Linked DNA regions of Homo sapiens: region 1 is linked to region 2. A link is a loop called in an ENCODE intact Hi-C map of the cell type or tissue named here. Cell type or tissue: IMR-90. All regions are shown on one strand.

Region 1 (8,000 bases), 260 kb after region 2:
CATTTCGAATCTTCATCGGGATGGCAGACCCTGTTCCAAGGAAGATGATTTCTGGGTACTGACTTCTTTTCTCTGTGAAAAAATCCATGTGAAACAATCCATTCCTTTGGGTCAAAAGTGAGCCAGCATGCAGCCATGAGAAGGTGCAATGGTTTGAGTGTCATTGGTTTGTCCCCAGACCTCATGTGGAAACGTGCTCCCTAGTATGGCGGTTTTGGGAGGCGGGGCCTAGTGGAAGGCGTTTGGGCTACAGGGACGGACCCTCCTGAGTGGCTTGGAGCTGCAGTAGTAAGTACTGGCTCTCAGGAGACTGCATTACTTCTCAAGGGAATGGATTTGTTCCCAGGAGAGGGGGGTTGTTATAAAGCCAGAGTGCAGCTCAGGTTATCCCGTCTTCACAAGCGTCCACTTCCTACTTGCGCTCCTCTGCCACGTTATGATGCAGCATGGAAGCCTTCACTGGAAGCTAGGGCCGTGACCTTCAATTCTCAGCCCGCAGAACCGTGAACTAAATACACCTCTTTTCTTGATAAATTACCCAGTCTCACATATTCTTTTATAATAACAAAACACAGACTAAGACAGATGGGTAAGCAACATAGTTCTATCCAGCTTCCCAGGAGGGGGACTGGCAGGCCCCTGGCAACCGCTCTGAAACAAAGGACTTCGCACCAGTGTGGGACCCACAGGCTATCTGTCACCAAAAGGCTAAGAAGAACAAATAAATTCTCCAGTCCTTTCTTCAAAAGAATTGCTGTAATTCTTTTACATTTAAAAAATGACATTTCTTTATGCTGGGAACTGTCATTTATTTCAAGAGAACAGTGTGTGCCTTGCATCCAGCTCTCACTGCAAGACCATGCACTTCGGTCGCATCCTCCCAGCCCTACCAGGTAGGAAATGCTCTGCTTCCCAAGGGGGAAACAGGCTCAGACGCCCAGGTCTCCAGTGAAGATGGTAAGAGGCAGGGTCAGGATTCAAATCCAGGGAGACCCGATGGTTCCAAAGCCTGTGCCCGGCCCTCAGCCTCAGTTGAGTGACGTGGCCAAGATCCTCCATGGATTTGCATCCGCAAAGCCAGGACTAGATCTCTGCCAGCCAAGTCCCTGCTCAGAGCTCTTTCCACAGGTGTTCACTAAAACGTTTCACTCAGTGCGTGCCTTGCCAAGAATGCCTGGGTGCCATCGCCAAATGCTCTGATTGGGTGGGATGGGGCACAGGAATTGGGATTTTTTTTTTTGAGACGGAGTCTCACTCTGTCGTCCAGGCTGGAGCGCAGTGGCACGACCTTGGCTCACTGCAAGCTCCGCCTCCCGGGTTCTCGCCATTCTCCTGCCTCAGTCTCCCGAGTAGCTGGGACTACAGGCGCCCGCCGCCACGCCCAGCTAATTTTTGTATTTTTAGTAGAGACGGGGTTTCATCATGTTAGCCAGGATGGTCTCGATCTCCCGACCTCGCGATCCACCTGCCTCGGCCTCCCGAAGTGCTGGGATTACAGGTGTGAGCCACCGCGCCCAGCCAGGAATTGGGATTCTTAAACTCCCCAAAGCCCCCTCCTCCAATGACTATAATTCTAATGTAGAGCTGAGTAGAGAAGCCCTGGATTAGACTGAAAAGCCAGGTTAGAATGCGCCCCACCAGCACTCCACTTAATGCTAGGAAAACAGCAGCAGGGGCAGAGCCCAGGAAAGAAAGGCTGCTCTGTGGGCTCCCACTCACCTGCTGGGGCTGGGCCGTCCTGCGCACTCCTCCTGTACTCCTGCACGCTCTGCTGGAAGTTGGGAAGCTGCAGCGCCTCAACTATGAATTCCTCAGGATTGCAAGTAATAATGGCATCCCTGCAGGAAGAGAGAGAAGCATCTCAGGTGACGGACAGGGTATATGGCCTCAGCAGACCCCATTGGGGATGTCCAGAATAAATTCAGGGGGACAATCTGCAGGAAGTTCCTTCAGATCAACACTGAAGGTTAAGTGACTAGGATCTGGGGCAGGTCTGCTCCACCGCCTTTTGGATGCTGCATCGCTCTGCCTCAGGGCCAGTCAACGGGGAACTACTGATGCTCAGGGCAAGACAGTTTTTTTCTGTGGCCAGTGCTGCTGTCCTGGTGCAGTACCCCTGACCTCTACCCACTAGCAGCACCACTACCCACCTCCTAGGCTGTGACAACCAAGAACGTTTCCAGATGTTGCCAAATGTCCTCTGAGGGGTCAATGGTCCGAGCTGAGAAGCAGGGGCCCTAGAGGAGTGACTCTGAAACTCATGTTCACACCCAGGAACCTTGGCAAAACGCAGAAGCCAGTTCGGCAGCTCTGCAGTGAGGCCTGAGATCCCACTTTCCTAGCAAGCCCCAGATCACACGGAGTGGCAACTCCTTGGACAGGCGGCTCTTCAACCTCGCTGAGCATTAAAATCATCTGGGAGCTTGTGAGTCCCAAGCCTAACTCTCAAGATTCTAATTCACTAGGTCTAGGGCAGGCCCTGTGCAATATTTTTCACAAGCACAAGGTAAATCTGAATGTCGGCTAGGGCTGTGTATCGCTGCTGTGTGTTAAGAGCCTGCGCAGATGCCAACAAAGGGACACCAGGTTCTTCAACCCCGTGATGTTGCCTGTGGGCCCGAGTCTTGCTAGTATAGTCTCTTAAAGGGCCCCAACTACCCAACCTCAACAGCACACAGCATCCAGTCATAATCCAGCACATGCTCTATTCTAATACAAATACTGTGGAGTGGGCAGGAAACTTAAAATCAAGGTTCAGATCCTTAAAAATTAAAACAGGCCGGGCACGGCTCACGCCTGTAATCCCAACACTTTGGGAGGCTGAGGTGGGTGGATCACCTGAGGTCAGGAGTTCGAGACCAGCCTGCCAACATGGTGAAACCCGTCTCTGCTAAAATTACAAAAAATTAGCCGGGCGTGGTAGCAGGCGCCTGTAATTCCAGCTATTCGGGAGGCTGGGGCAGGAGAAATGCTTGAACCCGGGAGGCGGAGGTTGCAGTGAGCTGAGATCACGCCATTGCACTCCAGCCTGGGCAACAAGAGTGAAACTCCGTCTCAAAAAAATAAATAAATAAATAAAATAAATAAATTAATTAATTAAAATAAAGATGTGGGGCAGTAAGGCTGTTCACTTTCCTGGTTGGATTGTACTGGAAGAGGCTTTCAAGATGGCATCTTACATTTATCAAGTACCTTAACAAGTCTCACACTCTGGGCCAGTAATCCCACATTTAGGAATGACTTGAAGGGAACAGAGTTCCCATCAAAGATTTATATATAAGACATTTATTGTTTCATTCATTAAAAACAACAAAAAATTGGAAACATCCCAAATGAGTAAACATCCCTATTTGGAATACCAATAAAAATCTTGTTACTTAAGACTGTTTAGTGATACAGGAAAAGACTGACAATATAAACCCACATACACAAATCAAGAAACACAAAATGTTATCAATCATTATCTCTGGGCAACAGGATTATGGGTGACTTTGTTCATCACACATTTCCTATTTTCTATACTGTGAAACACACGAGCTCTATCACTGCTATTCCCATGCAAGGCAATTTTGGAAAAGGAGAACTACTGGCCCCAATCCGCCCACCTCAACCCAGCCTGGAGTAGGCTGCTTTTCTAAATAAATTCACGCTGGCACACAGCCAAGCCCATTCATTAGCTTATTGTCCGTGTTTCTTTTGTGCTCAAAGCGGAGTTGAATAGTTACAACAGAGACCATATGGTCTGGAGAGCCTCCTGGAACATTTACTATGTGGCTATTTACAGAAATGTTTCCCAACTCGACTGAGACGATTCCATTAGTTCAAGATGGCACAGACCTCTGCCACTCCCTCCTGGGACGGAGCTGGTACTTGAGGAGGCATTCACCCTGAACCATGGGCACACTGAGGGTGGGGCCCTCCTTCTGAAAGAGACAAAACACATTCATGGAGAGAAAGAGAGGGGACGAGAGCTGGGCCGACAAGGGGCCGGTCTGAGACACTACCTTACAGCGGAAACTGGTGAGCAGGGGGAAGATGTCCGGGTGGATGAGGTTGAGCTGGGTTTGAATCTTGTGGCTGCGAAGGTTGTGAACTGAGGCACAGTTCTCATTCAGGACCAAGTGCTGGGTGTCAGGCCCAAACCTGTGAAGAAACAGACCCGGCATTTGCAGCGTCTGTTAGGAGGCAGCTCCCCCTGAGGAGTGGTGCTGAGCTCAGGAGTGGTAATGAGGATGAGGTGTTCAAACAGTTCAGTGACTTGCCCCAAGCAGTGTTACTACATGGCCAAACATGGTCCCACTCCTGCTGTCTCAAAGCCCGGTGTTCCCTAGCTCAGCTGCCTTTCAGGTGTGCTGGGAAGAGTGAGAGGAAAAACAAGAAAAAGAAGATGTCCAGGGCATACAAATAGGGGACCCAAACCCTGAGGAATGAAAGAGACAGCAGGAGAGCAGGCCATGGAGTGAGGGGCAGGTAAACGGGCCATGTGGGGAGATACGGGCAGGGGCCAAAAAGCAGCCCAAGGTCACCCCGCACCCGAGCTCAACTCATACTCCTCCACCTGGCCCTGGCCAGCGATGCCCCGAGGAAAAAGATGCCTTCCAGTGACTAAACATCTACCTCCCAGGGCTGCTGGCGACGACCCTAGAGGAAATGAAGTGAAATGAAGGGTATTTCACACACTGCCTCCCACAAAGTGGGCATTCAGTAAATGGAAGCTATCATTTTATAGCTGCAATCTCTTCTTTGGAATTCACTTATGGAATCCTCAACCAAACGGCAGTATTTGTTCAGACACCCTGAAGAGTGTGGAGGGTGTAAAATAAATGGAATCGTGTGGACACTGCGCCACCTAGCGGTGCATTTTCTTCACGAGTGTAGCACAGATCTGGGAAGCCTAGAATTCTGGGAAGGCAGGAATCCCACAGAAAGTTTAGGCAGGTGCAGAAGGGTAGGTAGCGCTGGAAAGAGCACGAGGGGAGGAAAGGGGAATCCACCACTGCCCAGAAGAGTTACCCCAAGTGCCGCTGGGCTGGGCTCCATACCTCTCCATCCACTGCTGGTACCTGCTGTCCACAAGCACAGATGCTGGGGCCATGTGAACCACCAAGGCCACGGGGGCATCTGCCTTTCCTTGGTACCTGGGCAGAAGAGTGGGGCTTTACAAAGTGATGCAGACTCAGGACACACCAAGACAGGGACCACGCAGCCAGGGAGGGGTATCGTGCGGCCCTCTGCAGCACTGCAGTGAGCTGACAGCCTCCACGCCCAGGCCATGCTCTCACAGCAGGCTGCTCACGGCAGACCCCGGTGCTGGGCCATTTCCAATGGACGTGGGATTCCTGTATCTGGCAAGCTCTGCTCTGGGCTTTCCAGTAGGCCTGGCTGATCCTTTCTCAGCACTGCACTTCCTTCCTACCCTCTCCACTCATACGGGTCCAACCTGCAAAGCCAGACCCAGGCTCTCCCTGCCTCCTCCTGCTCCCTCTCTCCTTCCTCTCTCACAGTCAAATTTCCTCGAATAAACCTCCTGCACCTCCAATGCCACCCTGGTGTCTGCCTTCCAGAGGACCTGAGACACAGGCACGAGAAATGAAAATCATCTGAAATTTCACCACCTGGACAACAGACCACTTACTAACATGCTGATGTGTTTCCCTCCAGTTCCCTTTAAAAAGAAATATACACAGTAGCTATTTTTATCTATCCCAGCATCATCACACATCCACACATGGCTCTCAAATGACACCTGATTCATTGAAGAGGTTTTGCTGCCCAAAACTGGATTAAAATACAAAGCCGGGGCTACCAGCGCATCCAAATTCACCCACAGAGAATAAAGCAGACCATGAAACAACTCCTAACGCTCTGACTCGGAAGGGGTACAGCAGCCCAAAAGGATTTGTTGTGGTAAGTAGAAAAAAACAAGTGAAAAAATACAGATAGATACAAACTAGGAACAGGAAAAATACAGGTAAACCATTAAGAGTGGGGGAAAAGATTCAAACTCAGATAGGTGGGTCAAAGATGATTCCATCTGGAATGAAAGCTGAACCGCAAAACTGGTTAACTTCGATAGAGGACAACAACAGAGTGGCAGTTAGCCCAAAAGACATTCCCCAGCTGTGAGTCCATCCCATAACACGGACTCTTGACCACGACAGTCTCACACACTCTGACCCACCTCATTTGTTTCAATGCAGGTAATGGAAGAAAATTAATTCAGTTCAAAATAATCCAAATGATAATCTGGGGCATTAGTTAGAATTCAAAAAAGTTCTAGAATTTCTTCTGGTATAAGAGCTGTAAGAGTTCTAGTTGAATTTCTAGTCCTCAGTTGTTTCTAGTTTTCAATCTTTTCTAATTTCACTTTGAGGCTGTGTACACCGGAGCCCACCAACTACCAACAGTGACTTAAGGCAGGAGTGCCGGCCTCTGAACTGTAAACCCAGATAGTGGTCTTCCCAGAAACACAGCTCTTGCCACAAGATGCCCATGTCGATGCTGGGCTGGGTTTCAGCTCTCACTTCTCCCACCCTAGAGACCCCTCATTACCTCTGAAAGGTGGCATTCTCACAGATGGGTTGAATGAAGCTTTCATCTGGACATTCTACCACCACAAAAGCAGCACCAGGATCTGGAGGAGTACACAGCTCTTCAGCCAAAATCTGCAAAACCAAATAAGCCCGCCCACTGGGGGTCACAGCTCAGCCACCAAACTGAACTGCCTTCAAGGCAACTGCTAACATGACATATCCTATCCAGTGAGCTGAGAGGTAAACAAAGCACAAAACCAACTTTACACATCACCATCAACACCCTTCTGGTCTCTTTGTGGATACCTAAACAGGTAACTGTCAGGTTGAGGCACTTCAGGCCTACACTGGCCAGGAAAGGAGGCTTGGCATTAAGGTTTTCTTCAGTCTGTGGCCACTGGTCCTAATGTCCTCAGAAGTCAGAGGAAATATCTTGACATAGAATACTGTGGCATTCCTCTGGACCATAAACCCCAGGCCCATCCATATGGGGTCTGTTGTTAGACACTGTCCTGAGCTCAAGTACCAAGGAAAGCATGCACCCTTTAAGGAGGACGGTGACTAGATCCTAAATGGACAATCTACAAAAATGCTCGAATGCAGCCGTGTTGACATGCGGGACAAACACAGATAAAAGAGGCCATTTTATCACTTAGCTGAGTGATGTCCAAACTGTTCCACGTCCTTCAAAAGTGGTGTCTGTAGGGCCTGAAGAAGACAGACTCTGCCCAGCATTTCAGACCCTACCTGTAACTGCTGAATCAAGAAAACCAGGCATCTCACCTCTCTTCCTTCATGAGTGATGCTTTTCCCGTCCTTGACAGCAGCAATGATGGGAGCGATGGCAGCTGTCCCACTGAAATGAAGAGGCAAGGCCTCTGTGAAATGTGATTTCCTTAAGTGGACAGGTGTACCCAGTGAGTCCCCAGAAGCCTTACCCCCCACACTCACACTGGGAGGCCCATCTCCTTTGCTTTGAGCACCAAGAAGTTTCCTCTCTTTAAGTGAAGCTGCAACAAAGAGAACATAGATGTGATCTTAGGGGCTAATGAAGAAGGTTGGTTTTAATCAATTTTCTTAGAAGTGTATTTTTCTAGATTAAAAAAAAATAATAATGTTGGCCAGGCACGGTGGCTCACGCCTGTAATTCCAGTACTTTCGGAGGCTGAGGCGGGCAGATCACCTGAGGTCAGGAGTTTGAGACCAGCCTGACCAACGTGGAGAAACCCCGTCTCTACTAAAAATACAAAATTGGCCAGGCGTGGTGGCACGTGCCTGTAATCCCAGCAACTCAGGAAGCTGAGGCAGGAGAATCGCTTGAACCCAGAGGCGGATGTTGCAGTGAGCCGAGATCGCGCCATTGCACTCCAGCCTAGGCAACAAAAGCGAAAGTCTGTCTCAAAAAAAAAAATAAAAAATAAAATGATGTTGTTTCCTTACAATTCATTAAAATGCGTTTATTGCTTT
Region 2 (8,000 bases):
TGTTCTCAGCTGGATGATAAGTTTATATATATATATGTATATATGTATATACACATAAACATATTTATATGTGTATACACATGTACATATATATACACACACACATATATACACACATATACGTATGTGACTCCTCCCACTGAGGGAGTAGGCTGATATTTACTTGGGTGAGAAGCTAGGATGAAAGCAGCAGAGGTATATATACGGACTCTAACATTTCTGTGTCACACAACTTATTCCTGTATCTTCCTAATATCGGTAACATTTGGATTTCAGGATCTTGCTTCTGGCTCAGAAAATGACAGAAATGACTCAGCCTCACAGCCCAGCCACCAGTCAGATGCGGGGAAGCAGGGGCTTGGCCCCCCCAGCACCCCCATAGCCGTGCATGCTGCTGTAAAGGTACGGACACATCAGCCTCCAAGCCCTGCCTGAGCGCTCGGCTCACAGAGCCGACTTGGAGCAGAACTTTCTGAGTTAGGTCTGACAACACGAGGAGAGTTACACGGAGGACCCAGGCAGAGGTTCAGCTCACTAGGAGGGTCACAAAACAGGAGATGAGAAATGGGTCACCATCCTTGCAGCACAGCAGAAGTCACCTCTGCCACGGAGAAGGCTGTGGGTTTGCATTTCTTTGGAATCACAGTCCAGCCAGCACGTTCCCCACTTAAAAGATTTCATAAGCTCACCTTTGAGGTAGACACAGCTGATTGTAAGGCAGGATTTGCAAGTTTCATAAAATAGGTATGCAGCAGTTGGATTTTATGCAAGGGAAGTAGCCCTGAAAAGCTTGCATAACGTAAAACTTACATCATTCAAGCCAGTCTTCCTATGGAAATAACCACGGGGTTTCATTCATAGTAGGCAGGTAGCTAGAATCATTATAGCAAATGTTTAGTTTTCTCAGCATTATATCTTTTTGTTAATTTTTATTTTTATTTCAATAGTTTTGGGGGTGCAGGTGGTTTTTGGTTACACAGAGAAGTTCTTTAGTGGTGATTTTTTTTCTTTTTCTTTTTTCTTTTTTGAGACAGAGTCTCTCTCTGTTGCCCAGGTTGGAATACAGTGGCGCGATCTCAGCTCACTGCAACCTCCGCCTCCCAGGTTCAAGTGATTCTCCTGCCTCAGCCTCCCGAGTATCTGGGACTACAGGCTCCCGCCACCATGCCCGGCTAATTTTTTGTGTTTTTCATAGAGATGGGGTTTCACTGTGTTAGCCAGGATGGTCTTCATCTCCTGACCTCATGATCCACCTGCCTTGGCCTTCCAAAGTGCTGGGATTACAGGCGTGAGCCACTGCGCCCGGCCCTTTAGTGGCGATTTCGGAGATTGTAGTGCACCCGTCACCTGAGCAGTGTACACTGTACACAATACGGAATCTTTTATCCCTCACCCCACTCCCAATCTTCCCCCAATCCCCAAATTCCATTACATAATTCTTACGCCTCTGCATCCTCATAGCTTAGTTCCCACTTATAAGTGAGAACACATGATACTTGGTTTTCCATTCCTGAGTTACTTCACTTAGAATAATGGCCTGCAGCTCCATCCAAGTGGCTGCAAAAGACATTATTTCATTCCTTTTTATGGCTGAGTAGCATTCCATGTTGTATATGTACCACATTTTCTTTATCCACTTGTTGGTTGATGGGCACTTCGGTTGGGTCCATATCTTTGCACTTGCGACTCGTGCTTCTATAAACACCAGCATCGCATCTCACAGTACACAGGCTGCTCTCTCTTCAGTTAATTGCCTGGTAATCATGTGGCCTTCTTTATAATGTTTTATCCCAAATAACTTCCCTTTGTGTTCCTTTTTTTTTTCTTTTGAGATGGAGTTTCACTCTTGTTGCCCAGGCTGGAGTGCAGTGGCGTGATCTCAGCTCGTCGCAACCTCCGCCTCCCAGGTTCAAGTGATTCTCCTGCCTCAGCCTCCCCAGTAGCTGGGAGTATAGGTGCACACCACCATGCCTGGCAAATTTTGTATTTTTAGTAAAGACGGGGTTTCTCCATGTTGGTCAGGCTGATCTTGAACTCCTGACCTCAGGTAATCCACCTGCCTCAGCCTCCCAGAGTGCTGGGATTACAGGCGTAAGCCACCGTGCCTGGCCTATACCCAAATAACTTCCAACTGATTTGGGAACACGTTTTCTCAGCTCGAGTGCCACCACTTAATGAATGTTAAAATGACTCTTACGGGACTTAAAAAAGATTGTAAATTGAAGTAAAAATCAATGATATAGTAACAGTTTTATGGTCTAATGGATGATAGACACTTCAGTTTGCCAATAAGGCTCCCCCACCAAACCACAAGAGCTTAAACCCAGCTGACAATTCACTCAGCTCAACAGGTCGGAAATTATGTGACTATCAATGCATTTTGTTCATTGCAGGGGAAGGAGGAGGAGATGAGTCCCGTTATTTCTAAAGCTGAGTATAAAAAGAAATGTTATTCATATTTCTATCACAGTATTTAAATTTTGCATAATTTAAGTTAGCAGTGGAGCATGGTGGCTCACGCCTGTAATCCCAGCACTTTGGGAGGCCGAGGCGGGCAGATCACCTGAGGTCAGGAGTTCGAGACCAGCCTGGCCAATATGGTGAAACCCCGTCTCTACCAAAAAATACAAAAATTAGCCGGACGTGGTGGCGTGTGCCTGTAATCCCAGCTACTCAGGAGGCTGAGGCAGGATAATCGCTTGAACCCAGGAGGGGGTGGTGGCAGTGAGCCGAGATCGCAGTCACTGCACTCTAGCCTGGTCGACAGAGCGAGACTCTGTATATATATATAAAAAAAAAAAAAATTAGCAAAGCCTTCAACCTCACTGTAGTAGAAAGTATGATAGAAGCCCAGGAGATGAACAGATCGCTTTCTGTGAAAAAGGCGATTCTTACAGACACCCAGCTGGTCCCGGCAGGCTGGTTGTTTGTAGAAGAGCCATCATTTCTTCTGCTTGGTCAACAAACACAAAAACCTTAGTGTCCCCTGGGCTCAAAAAGAGAATAGTAATAGTAGCCTTTACCCCAGACTATCCAGAGTAAATGGTCCGATTTCAGTATCTTCTGGAATGTGCTAAGGCAACATAGAGAAAAAAAGCTCCTGGACCTCCGACTTAGCTGCGGGACCCTGCCAGGGCTGCAGCTCCCATCCTCCCCAGACAAGGCAAGCCTCAGAATGAGGCGACAACAGCAGCTGGTCTGGAGCAGGCCAGGGCAGAGCTGGTTTCGGGAGCCCTGCAGAAACTCTCCAAGGACAGAAGACTGATTAACTAACTAGAATGCTAATCGATTAGTAAGCAGAGAGAAACGGAGCCACCAAACACACCCAACTACTTGTGTTCATTATTCATTAGTCGCCAGGAAGAAGTCTCTTTGGAAAACAAAAGAGCCTTTGGGGGTGCATTGCGCTGAGTCCAAGTGAGTTGTAAGCTCCTTTGGATAAGGTCACATTCAGATGTGTAGTTTGTGGTTGAAGTGGGGAACCTGCCAAGTCAGAATATGCTTGCCAGCTGTTCAGGAGCCCCCTCTTCTGGACACCGGTGGAAACACACTTTCCTTCCAATGTTCCCCCAAATCCTAGCTCACTCGTGGTCATGACATCCGTGTTCTTCATTTCAACCTTCTGTAATAAAGTCAGGGTTTGAAAATTATTTTTTTTTTTTGAGGCGGAGTCTCGCTCTATCACCCAGGCTGGAGTGTAGTGGCGCAATCTCGGCTTACTGCAACCTCCACCTCCTGGGTTCAAGCTATTCTACTGCCTCACCCTCCCGAGAAGCTGAGACTACAGGCATCTACCACCAAGCCCAGCTAATTTTTTGTATTTTTACCAGAGACAGGGTTTCACCATGTTGGCCAGGCTGGTCTCGAACTCCTGACCTCAAGTGATGCGCCCACCTCCGCCTCCCAAAGTGCTGGGATTACAGGCATGAGCCACCGCGCCCGGCCTGAAAATTACTTTTTTTTAACCTGATAACAGGATGGACCCATTCCTTCCTAATATACAAAGGTCTTTTATTTCAGGAGCAGGTTATAGACATAATTACCTGTTCATTGACTACCTGTTATTATTTCAATATTATCTTTTATAGTCTTTATATTGATTAGTGAGAGAAAAAGTAAAGAATATTTTCTCCAACTTGCAGGTGAGGAAACTGAGATGTATTAAAGTTAAGTAATTGTACCACTTTCAAAAATTTGTCTTATCTTCCAAGACTATACCCTTAACTTCCTGATTCAGTGTGTCCAAATCATGCAATACATGCTTTGGGTTCCAACTCTGGGAAGTGTTCCAGTTAGGTGGATAACCCTTCCCATAATAAGTAAAGTGTCCTTATTTCAAAAGGTGTTACTTCCTGATCTTTCATCGGTATTTGGCAGGCAGGCGAGAGGGTGTTCAGCAGGCAGATAGGCAAGGTTTATCTTACTTTCAGCTCAAAGCAACAAATAACCACATTCTAGATTTTCAAAGAAAATCTTAGTTTTATCTTAGTTTATGTCATTAATAAGTCGACTTATTAAGTGTTTAACTAAAAGTGACTGCACATATGCATATGAAAGTTCTTTTTTTTTTTTTTTTTTTTTTTGAGATGGAGTTTCGCTCTTGTTGCCCAGGCTGGAGTGCAATGGCGTGATCTCGGCTCACTGCAACCTCTGCCTCCTGGGTTCAAGCAATTCTCCTGCCTCAGTTTCCCGAGTAGCTGGGATTACAGGCGCCTGACACCACACCTGGCTACTTTTTGTATTTTTTGTAGAGAAGGGGTTTCACCGTGTTGGTCAGGCTAGTCTCGAACTCATGACTTCAGGTGATCCACCCGCCTCGGCCTCCCAAAGTGTTGGCATTGGCATTACAGGTGTGAGCCATCGCTCCCAGCCATGAAAGAACTTTCTACAAGTAGTCTCAAGATCAGAATGCAACCTTTGTTAGGTCATCAGTTGGTTTTAGGTTAGGAGAATGCACTCATTGAAACACAGGATTACATTTTGCTGTACTCCAGAAAGGAAAAACTCTGGAGCTGCTTCTAAGATTCAACATTCCCTGTCTAAGGAGTGTCCTTCCAGTGTGATACATTTGCAATGGATTTGTTCATTAGCAACGTTAGTGTCCTAGGAGCTCTTTGTACATCATGCCTTTGCTATATTATATTTCTGAGATCCAAGAATGGCCATCAGACAAAACTGCCTCACAACGTGTCCATGATGCAAAATCATTCTCAGCCATCACCTAAAGCACATGCAATTTCCTCATCTTCTTTGCAGTCCAAATCCTTGGGTGACAGTAAGAACCGCCACAAAAAGCCCAAGGACCCCAAGCCAAAGGTGAAGAAGCTTAAATATCACCAGTACATTCCCCCAGACCAGAAGGCAGAGAAGTCCCCTCCACCTATGGACTCAGCCTACGCTCGGCTGCTCCAGCAACAGCAGCTGTTCCTGCAGCTCCAAATCCTCAGCCAGCAGCAGCAGCAGCAGCAACACCGATTCAGCTACCTAGGGATGCACCAAGCTCAGCTTAAGTAAGTCCGGCAAGGCTGGGAGGGTGGCTGTGGGCAGAGGTTGGGAAGGGTGTCTATTAATATCTATCTGCCAGCACCATGGGGCCTAGCAAGTCCTGTATTGCACCATTTCCTCATCCAGTATGTTTGGAAGGTGACTCAATTTAGAAACTATGCACACCTTTTCAGAGCCGTAAGACTGGGAGGAAGCAAATACAGGGCCCTCTATATCTGCAGATGTATTCCAAACCCTCATTGGATCCCTGAAACCTCAGAGAGTACTGAACTCTACATATACTGTATTTTTCTTAGGCATATATACCTGTGATAAGGTTTCACTTATAAATTAGGCACAGTGAGAGAATAACAATAATAGCTAGCAATAATGTAGAACAATTATAGCAAGATACTGTAATAAAAGGTATCTGGATGTGGTGGTTTCTCTCTCAAAATAACTTATTGTACTGGACACAACTATTTTTGAACTGCAGTTGACCTCAGGTAACTGAAATCTTGTAAAGTGAAACTGCCAATAGGTGGAGGGACTGCTATAAATCAATGCCCTTGATAAGAGGCCCCTTTGGGGAAAAGGAAAGTATTAGCACTTTCAAGTTGGACTATGGAAAGTCTAAGAATGTGATATTGGAATTATGAGCAATTCCGATGCCCTTCTGCTTTTAGAAGGAACAGGGCTGAGCAGCTGACAGACACTCTCAAAGATTGACTCCTGAGCCCAGGTTGTGTGACCACATTGCTAGGTCACCTTTTATTTTTTTTAAATATATTTATTTATTTATTCATTTATTTTTTCGAGATGGAGTTTCACTCTTGTTGCCCAGGCTGGAGTGCAATGGCGCGATCTTGGCTCACCGCAACCTCCGCCTCCCAGGTTCAAGCGATTCTCCTGCCTCAGCCTCCCTAGTAGCTAGGATTACAGGCATGCGCCACCACGCCCGGCTAATTTTGTATTTTTAGTAGAGACAGGGTCTCTCCACGTTGGTCAGGCTGGTCTCAAACTCCCAACCTCAGGTGATCCACCCGCCTCGGCCTCCCAAAGTGCTCGGATTACAGGCATGAGCCACCGTGCCTGGCCAGGTCACCCTTTAAATTGTCAATATCCCCACATATAAAGTTGAGATGTAGATTCCTCCTGTGTCATCCTCAGACTATATACTAGCAATTATGCTGAGCACTAAACGCAACCAAGCTTCACCAGGTGTGTTTGGCCTCCCCAGGACAGAGCATCAGCTGAATCACAGGTGGATGTGTCCTCTTTCATATGCCAAAGTCCCTGCCACTCCCTCTTATCTCCCTAAACAAAGTTCAGATGTCACGCACCGCTTACCGTCTAGCCGGCAGTGTTGTTTTTCCTCACCCTGGTCTCTTCTGCTGGTTTATTACATGCCTGACCCTTGCAGGCAATCACTTTGGGATCCGATCTAAATGCAAGTTATCCCACCAATATTTGATTGTACTTGAAATGCCTCTTTGTTTGTTTTTTAGGGAACCAAATGAACAGATGGTCAGAAATCCAAACTCTTCTTCAACGCCACTGAGCAATACCCCCTTGTCTCCTGTCAAAAACAGTTTTTCTGGACAAACTGGTGTCTCTTCTTTCAAACCAGGCCCACTCCCACCTAACCTGGATGATCTGAAGGTATAGGATTTGACATGAGTTTCTTTCTTTTTTTAAACAAATACAACAGTATGTTGTTAACATCACCAGGACCAACTGATATCTGGAGTAAGAGAGTGGGAGGGGAAGAAGACTGTAGGAAACACTGAAGGAGGTGACAGAATTTATCCTGCTGTGGTTGAACACCCCAGTTGTCTAGTCCATTTTATGCAGCCGTAACAGGATACTGGAAACTGGGAAATTTGAAAAGAAAAGGAATTTATTTCTCACAGTTCTAGAACTGAGAAGTCCGAGGACATGGCACCAGTATCTGGCAAATGCCATCCCATGGTAGAAGGGCAGAAGGTGGAAGGGCAAGAAAGGGCAAGAGCCCTTTCTTTTGAGATAGAGGGAAAAGACAAACTTTATGTTTATTTTACCATAGCAAAAAATAATTTTTAAGTAGGCTATTTCTAGATAAGAGTAAGACAGGAGACAAGTGAGACAGGAGATGCTTTAGCCAAAGAGAAACATGATCCAGATATGATAGTGCCATCTGTCAGACCCCTCAAAACCCACTTTTGGGAGGCTGAGGCAGGTGGATCCCTCTAGATACACATGCTCAGAATCATTGGCTGGTGAGAGTTACGGTAATTAGTATAGGTATAAGGAGATGATGATGATGATGGTGCCTACCTTTTTTTTTTTTTTTTTTTGAGATGGAGTCTTGCTCTGTCATCCAGGCTGGAGTGCAGTGGCACAATCTTGGCTCACTGCAAGCTCTGCTTCCCGGCTTCAAGCGATTCTCCTGCCTTAGCTTCCCTAGTAGCTGGGACTACAGGCACCTACCACTACACCCAGCTAATTTTTGTATTTTTAGTAGAGACAGGGTTTCA

The links. Hi-C counts contacts between places; a loop is a spot of excess contacts. Peaks named below come from ENCODE experiments on the same cell type or tissue, not always from the same donor. Only the 100,000 strongest peaks of a DNase experiment are listed, where the experiment ranks them.
Region 1: a loop joins it to region 2, with 5 times the contacts of the local background. A loop is called at or near these places in 15 of 110 quality-filtered maps.

Annotation. Positions count from the first base shown.
Region 1 is chr17:12,998,437-13,006,436 of GRCh38, forward strand. ELAC2 (elaC ribonuclease Z 2) reads right to left here. Exons shown (of 24, transcript NM_018127.7): 9 at 7,485-7,543; 10 at 7,317-7,389; 11 at 6,553-6,665; 12 at 5,043-5,138; 13 at 4,005-4,143; 14 at 3,838-3,923; 15 at 1,720-1,838; 16 at 1-72. Among named protein-coding and RNA genes, the nearest start is that of ELAC2, 16 kb to the right of the region's middle. In IMR-90, a CTCF peak has its summit at 4,850 (motif pointing left); a DNase peak (open chromatin) is centred at 4,825.
Region 2 is chr17:12,738,927-12,746,926 of GRCh38, forward strand. It overlaps MYOCD (myocardin), which reads left to right. Exons shown (of 14, transcript NM_001146312.3): 7 at 277-402; 8 at 5,257-5,510; 9 at 6,993-7,146. Among named protein-coding and RNA genes, the nearest start is that of MYOCD-AS1, 37 kb to the left of the region's middle. In IMR-90, a CTCF peak has its summit at 3,524 (motif pointing left); DNase peaks (open chromatin) are centred at 3,465 and 5,595; H3K27ac peaks cover 465 bases.